2 separate regions of the Homo sapiens genome follow, and region 1 is linked to region 2. A link is a contact called in ENCODE Hi-C data. All regions are on one chromosome and are shown on one strand. The core of a region is the stretch at or near the end of the contact, and the rest is flanking DNA. Distances in the headings are between cores, read along the strand shown.

Evidence for each region. A loop is a pair of places that touch in the nucleus more often than their neighbours do.
Region 1: a map with no recorded cell type shows a loop between it and region 2 (4-fold over the local background). The contact joins the promoter of SLC12A1 here to the promoter of LINC01491 in region 2. A Hi-C loop is called at or near these places in 1 of 37 single-sample maps with no recorded cell type.

What each region holds. Positions count from the first base shown.
Region 1 is chr15:48,204,586-48,208,228 of GRCh38, forward strand. It overlaps SLC12A1 (solute carrier family 12 member 1), which reads left to right and starts at 1,717. Exons shown (of 27, transcript NM_000338.3): 1 at 1,717-1,745; 2 at 2,949-3,554. The coding sequence starts at 3,135.
Region 2 is chr15:47,844,191-47,847,771 of GRCh38, forward strand. It overlaps LINC01491 (long intergenic non-protein coding RNA 1491), which reads right to left and starts at 2,046. Exons shown (of 5, transcript NR_120336.1): 1 at 1,939-2,046; 2 at 648-775.

The DNA.
Region 1 (3,643 bases), core at 467-2,966, 360 kb after region 2:
CAGATAAATGCCTTGTACTGGTGACCTTTAAGAGTGGAATGAGTTATAGGTATATACTTGTAATTCTGTCTCTATTTCTGATATAGCCTCACGACATTAGCCTGACTGATTAGCATGACATTTACTTAACGAAGAGGATCTAAAGGGTTTTACTTAGGTGTCTCTAGACACTTCTATAATCCTGTATCAGTTCACTAACTTACCTTTACACTTATTTTTTATAGACAAAATATCTATCCCAATCTCTAATGATTCACCTCACAATCTTGTATGTGCTAAGTAAAAATCCCCAGCTAATTGTAAATAGCGCTAAAATAGTGAAAGCAAGCACTAGGTACAAATTGTTGCTGTTCTAAACCCCATACACAAACTAACTCATTTATTCCTCAAAATAACTCTACAACAAGGTAGGTACAATTATAATCCACAACTGCATTTGCAGATGAGAAAATTAAGGCACAGAAAGATTGAGTAACTTGACTGAGTTCACACAGACAGCAAGTGGCAGGGCCACGACATAAGTTGGGCCTTCTGACTTGAGTCTTGCTCCTAGCCACTATATTACACCACAACCGAGCTACTCAGACAACTGGAAATCACTTAAATCGTTTCTTATAAGAAACAAAGAGGACTCATTCAATCATCCTGATTGATAATCAGTGACAGACTTGAGGGAGGAATTGTTTGCAGTGTTAATAATCACCTACTTGCAGATCTGAAAAAGAAAAACCTTTTCCTCAACAAAACTCAAAAACTGAGTTGGACAAAAAAATGTTTTTCTAGTTGGAGACAGAAAGGTCATTTAGTAGTGCCACTGAGATGCTTACCCACAGTTTGGTTCCTGCTTAAAACAGTTTTCCCTGCTGGGCGCGGTGGCTCACACCTGTAATCTTGACACTTTGGGAGGCTGTGCCGGGCAGATTACCTGAGGTCTGGAGTTCAAGATCAGCCTGGTCAACCTGGTGAAACCCCATCTCTACTAAAATTACAAAAAAATTTAGCCAGGCGTGGTGGTGGGCGCCTGTAATCCCAGCTACTCAGGTGGCCGAGGCAGGAGAATCACTTGAACCTGGGAGACAGAAGTTGCAGTGAGCTGAGATTGCACCAGTGCACTGCAACCTGGGCAACAGAGCGAGACTCCATCTCAAAAAAAAAAAATTTTCCCATATTTCCCAAAATAGAAATATTTTCAATAAATCATTGATTCCACTCTTAATCTGCTTACTTCCCATGCAAAAGAGTCAAGGTAATGTCTACTACAAGCAAGATAAAATCATTTCAGACACTACTTTCTAGTTACAGAGTATAGAAATTGTCTCTGGAGAACTATATTTTGATACACATGCTAAACAATAGGAGGTCACTAGGACTCATCTGTAAGACGGTGGAACTCAATTTATCTATTCCCAAATGACTAATGGCAATGCTCATATTTTTTGGACAATTGCTGTTAAGGGATCCAATTCTCCTTATGAATTAAAGAAACTCTATGTTACTTCCTGTCTAAAAGGATTAATGGTTTACTACTAGTTACCAGTTGATGTGGTACTTAAGTTTCCTCAGGGCTAATGACCTGGTGGGGCTTACAGTACTATTCCAGGCCAATCATTGCACAGTCATCTCTTTCAAGAAAGTTTCTAACCAATAAGCAGAAGCCTAACTTTCTGGCTGAAAGCTAAGTGTCCCATATATTCCTGGGTGACGCTGAAGCAGGTTACATTTCCTCAGAAGAAGGCTCCTTGGTGGTAAGTTGAACATTTCTGGGCAGGGTAAAAATCATACTTAATATTATGTCATAAAGTAGATTCTGAGGAGTAGGTGAGGGTGTCAAGGACTATGAAGAGAAGTGTTTTGTAAAAACTAAAACGATAATAGCTTCATTTATAATTTCCCCAGGAAAGGTTACTTGAGAAATGAAGTTGAGGGTTTTTTTAATTCAAATACACAGCTTTAATAACTGCATGAGAGAGACAAGTTTTTATTTATATTTATCTCATTTTTCTAGAACTTCCCTTGAAAAGCCAAATTTTAAGGTATCAATAAGGAAATATAATTCTAAAGCAAGTGTTTTAAGACAGGCCAGTACTATGAAATTGCGAAAATTATTGTGAAGTCTATTCACCTCACAGTCAAATATAAACCTCTCAATTATTGAAGACATTTCATTAAAATGAGTCAGTAGAGCATGATTATTTTACCTAAACATAGCAGAGGACTTTTTTAAGGTATATGACTTATTTCTTATAGATATATGACTTATTTCTATATTCATATTTTTTTAAGGTTTCATGTTAGTATTTGCAAAACAAACAAATGTATGAGCAAATGAAACATTTGGATCTTGTAAAAGATCTAAGAATTCACAGAGACATCATCTTGATGGGATGTATTTTTTAAATGCATATTCTAAAACATAATTTTTTACTTGTTGCATAGGTAACAAAATTTGGAATTTATAAGTTGAACATGTACAGATTTTTATAAACTAGCAAGAATATATTTTTTAGAAGTTTTGTTTTTCATTTTATATGTTGTATAGTATATATTCCTAACAATCAAAATACTTTGCAGTTTCAGCATTTAGTACTGTCAGTGAACTGTGTCTTAGGCTGAGAATATTCTCATCAGCTCTTACTGTATTCAATAAGTAAAGTTACATCTTTTCTAAAGTCACAGTGAACTCCAGTGCACTGAATTCAAGCAAATACTACAAACACAGGTAACATTTTAATGACTGCATTGGAAGTTCTGTTTGCTGGAACAGTTTTCCAGTTATTTATTATCAGATTTAATTACTCACATGACTAAGGTTCCTGGACAGATAAATTTTAGTGAAATGAGTTTAAAATTGTATGTCTTGTAAAATAAAACTGTTCCCTTATATCCCACCCTTACCTAAATATATTTGTATTACTTGGAACAAGTTTAATTTTCTTTTTCAATGACAGCTTTGAAGAACATCCTGAAGATTATATCGGAGACAATATATCAAGAATCTATTTATTGAATCATCTAGAACAAAAGCCAGGAGCTCCCTAATGGAAGCACATTAGTGTTTATTTTGATGAAGAAATATATAGATTTTTTAAAACAACCACAAAGTAGATAGCTCAGTAAAAAATCAATTTTGGAAGATGTCACTGAACAACTCTTCCAATGTATTTCTGGATTCAGTGCCCAGTAATACCAATCGCTTTCAAGTTAGTGTCATAAATGAGAACCATGAGAGCAGTGCAGCTGCAGATGACAATACTGACCCACCACATTATGAAGAAACCTCTTTTGGGGATGAAGCTCAGAAAAGACTCAGAATCAGCTTTAGGCCTGGGAATCAGGAGTGCTATGACAATTTCCTCCAAAGTGGAGAAACTGCTAAAACAGATGCCAGTTTTCACGCTTATGATTCTCACACAAACACATACTATCTACAAACTTTTGGCCACAACACCATGGATGCCGTTCCCAAGATAGAGTACTATCGTAACACCGGCAGCATCAGTGGGCCCAAGGTCAACCGACCCAGCCTGCTTGAGATTCACGAGCAACTCGCAAAGGTAAGCTTGAAGGACACAAGCAAGTCTCCTCCCTTATTCATAACTTCAGATAATTTCCTTCTCTTTCATTACACTATGAATGAATGTGA
Region 2 (3,581 bases), core at 796-3,295:
AGGAATAAGCATATGTTGATGTCTGATAAACCAACATTCTGGCTTTGCTGACTTCTACAGTTTGAGGGAGGTGACAGAGGAATGGAATCACCTGAGAAGAATACTGCTTCCAGCAGGAAACTAATGGGTAACTCTGACACCCCAAATGTGAAGTCACTGCCTCATGTTTTGGGTTGCTCACAAATGGTAATCCCTACTTCCCAGCAATTCCAACAAGGAAGAAGATTGGCTGTAAAAACTCCTGGGGAAAATCATCAGTCAAGAGCCAAAGTTTCCTGAGGCCATGAACCTCCACCAGGTAACAGTACAAGTATTACTGAAATACCAAGTTCATGGGGAAAGAGAGAAATGAAAGGCCAACATTTCCCATGTGGGCTCTATCGGCTTGGTGTGAAGGCTCCTCCCCTTTGATTACGCTAGACCATATGGCAGAGTTAACTGTGCTCTAGAAGAGGTTGATATGTGGCCACTAACATCAGATTACTTTAGTTCTAAATTTAGGTTCCAAGATCTCAATGTTTCTAATGAGGCCTCTATAAAGGATCCTTTGGAGGCATTAGGCAGACTCTAGTGGTACAGTAGCTTTAAGAAGGACAGCAGTATTTTGAAATGCATCACATTGACTATTATAATTCTGAACAACATACCCTGTTTTGAAGGATATCTGGGGTCCTTCAACTTCAGATTGTTTGAAGTAATCACAAACTATTGATATTTGTAATGATGGTAATATGTCCACGATCCAGCTAGGACTAGTGGAGCACAGGACATATGCCTGAGGAATACAAGAAAAAAAGATGACATGGCTTGCACTAAAGGAGTTTACTCTCTTCCAGGGAGACCAATCCCACCCACAGTTGACAAAATTGGGCATGAAATAAATTGTATGTTTTAAAGGACGGTCACATTAGGTGTAATTACATGCCGTAGTACAAGATACAGCAAGTGCTAAACACAATCAGAAATCAAAGATAATTCACATTCACTAAAGCTCTGTTCAAATGCAATTTCTTTTGTGGTCTCATCCCTCTAGTCACTGTTAGTCACCTTTTCCTCGGGGTATACTTGTCTATCTAACTAGTTTTTTCTTTAAACCGTAAGCTCTTTGAGGATAAATATCCTAACTTGCCCTTATATTCTTCACAGCACATAATAATGACATAAAATATACATTCAATAAATATTTACTAAGATGCAAATTAAAAAAGGGAAGATATTTGTGTTTTCTAGAGGTTACTGGGGAAAGAGTTATGGAGAATATAAAAAATAAGCCAGAGCCACAAGAGCTAGAGGGAGACAAATTTAGGTGAGAAAAAAGAAATTGACTGAGCAAATACAGAGAAAGTAACCAACTTGTTTGAGTGGCAGGGGTGGAGTGGGGATCAATAATGAGAAATCTGATGATAGATGAAGAATTGTCATAGATGAACGAAGAAAGCTGAGACAGAGTTTAGAGAAAATAGTTAAAGTATAAGAAGCTTAGGTTTGCCAAAATTCAACTCATTGATCCTTTATGTCCTTTTATGAAATGCATGAAGGTGTTTCTGGGATGGGCTTATGTGAGCTCAGAAAAATGTTTATGACTGCGAGCTTGCAAGGCTGGATGCCTGCTGCACTGGTCCTTTAGAGGTTAGAGTAGTAGGCTGCTTAGGTCAACAATGGAAGTTCAGAAGTAACCCTATGTACAAGGAGTGCTTATTGAAAATCAGGCCAAGAAACTATTTATTGTGGGTATCCAGGCTGTGTCTGTATGCACAAAATATCCTGGCCAACTCTGATTAGCCTAACCTGCCTGGCAAACTAACATGGTCTTGGCTCATAGGATCGAAGTACTGGCTCTCCAGGATCAACAAGGTTAATTAGTCATTTTCCACTGTGGTAACTTTTTGGATATTACAACCTATGCAAGGCATATATTTTCACATTAGATTTTCCTACTTGCTCATAGGATCTGCAGGCTCAGTCCAGGAGAAAACAAGCCTATGGCCACACTGGTGTGCAAAGACTGCAAAATCATCTAGGGATGGTGGGCTGGCTACTTTTTCTGTGGTCACAGGCCTGAGTGTGAACATCCCTATTCATACCAAGAGCCATTTGGTCACAATAGGGCTTTGAGGTCACTTGAATTCTGACATTCTACCCAGCAATCTCCAGAGTTCTCCACAGCAGATCCAGGCCATGGGTAGTTCACAGTGGGCACAGAGCCTCAGCTCATTAACATTTTATGTGTATGAGATAACTGCATCTTGTTTCTGAATAGAAAACTAGTACAGAGTGGCACCCAAATTTCCCCATGTCCAGGCATTCTATGCACTATTGTTTGCAAAATTATAGCAAAATCATGCATTCCTACTATTTTATAACAGGAGAAGGAGGACAAGGAGGAGGAAGATAATTGAGGAGGAGAAGAAGGAGTAAGGGGAGAAGAAGAAGGAGTAGGGGAAGAAGAAGAGGAGGAAAGAGAAGGAGGAGGAGGAAGAAGAGGAAGAAGAGGAGGAGGAGGAAGAGGAGGAGGAAGAGGAGAAGGAGGAGGAGGAGGAGGAGGTCGTCATTATTTTGGCCACCACCACCAAAATGTATCCTGATTGTTTCTCATATTTTCCAATCCAACATTGCAGAAGACTTTCTAATCTCCGTATTTATACTTAGAATTTAAAAATATTCTGAAGGTCAAGAAAGAAGTAGGCAAATCCCCAGGACAGACCCAGCCCTTATGCTCCTCACAACCTGCCTACTCTTGGCTTTTGCAACCTTGAGTTCAACTACCGTCACTTCATACCACCTGTCGCTCCCCACACATGCTGTGTGCTTTCCTGCTTTGTTCCCTCTCCTAGGCTGCAGCCCCTCACCCTCTGCCAAGTTCTAGAAGTGCACAGCATTCCTGAAGGCCTGGTTCAAATACCATCTCTTCTGGTAGGCAGGCAGAGCTCGTCACTCCCTCCTCAGCATGCCCACCCCTGACACTGAGCACTCTTGTCCACTACCTAATTTGTCATGTTGTCATGAAGTTAGTGTTTGATGAATGTGTCCCTTGCTTCTTTGTGAGCTAAGTAAGGATATAGAATGGAGTTTACTCTCATAGGCTGGCATAAAGTAGGTATGCAGAAATAACATTTACTGGATGAATCAATGCTTGCATGCATGAGTGAGTGTATTAAACAATAAAGTTAAAGAAAGAGCCCTCTATTTTCTTCTGAGAGAAATCCTTTCTAAATAAGACAAGGATAAATTCTTCCATGGCTGTAAACTACTCTGTGGGCATAGAGCTAAAGGTTTTGAACTTACTCTTAGAGGACTCTGGTAACTGATATGATACAAAGAACCTAGGAAGATATAAAAAGAACCAAAGGCATTCTGTTACCTCACCTGAGAACAGAGAGAGCAAATTTTCTGAATTAACAGAGTAGACTCCTATTGCTGCATATTTTTGTATATATGAGTGTGTGTGCACACGGGAGGACACACCTGTGTGAGTGGGGGGGGCAGTGTGTGTATATGGGGCAGAAGTCAGGGCATAAGGATTGAGGAACACATGGAGAATGTATCTGAGTTGATAGAGTTAATAACAGACTCTACACAAT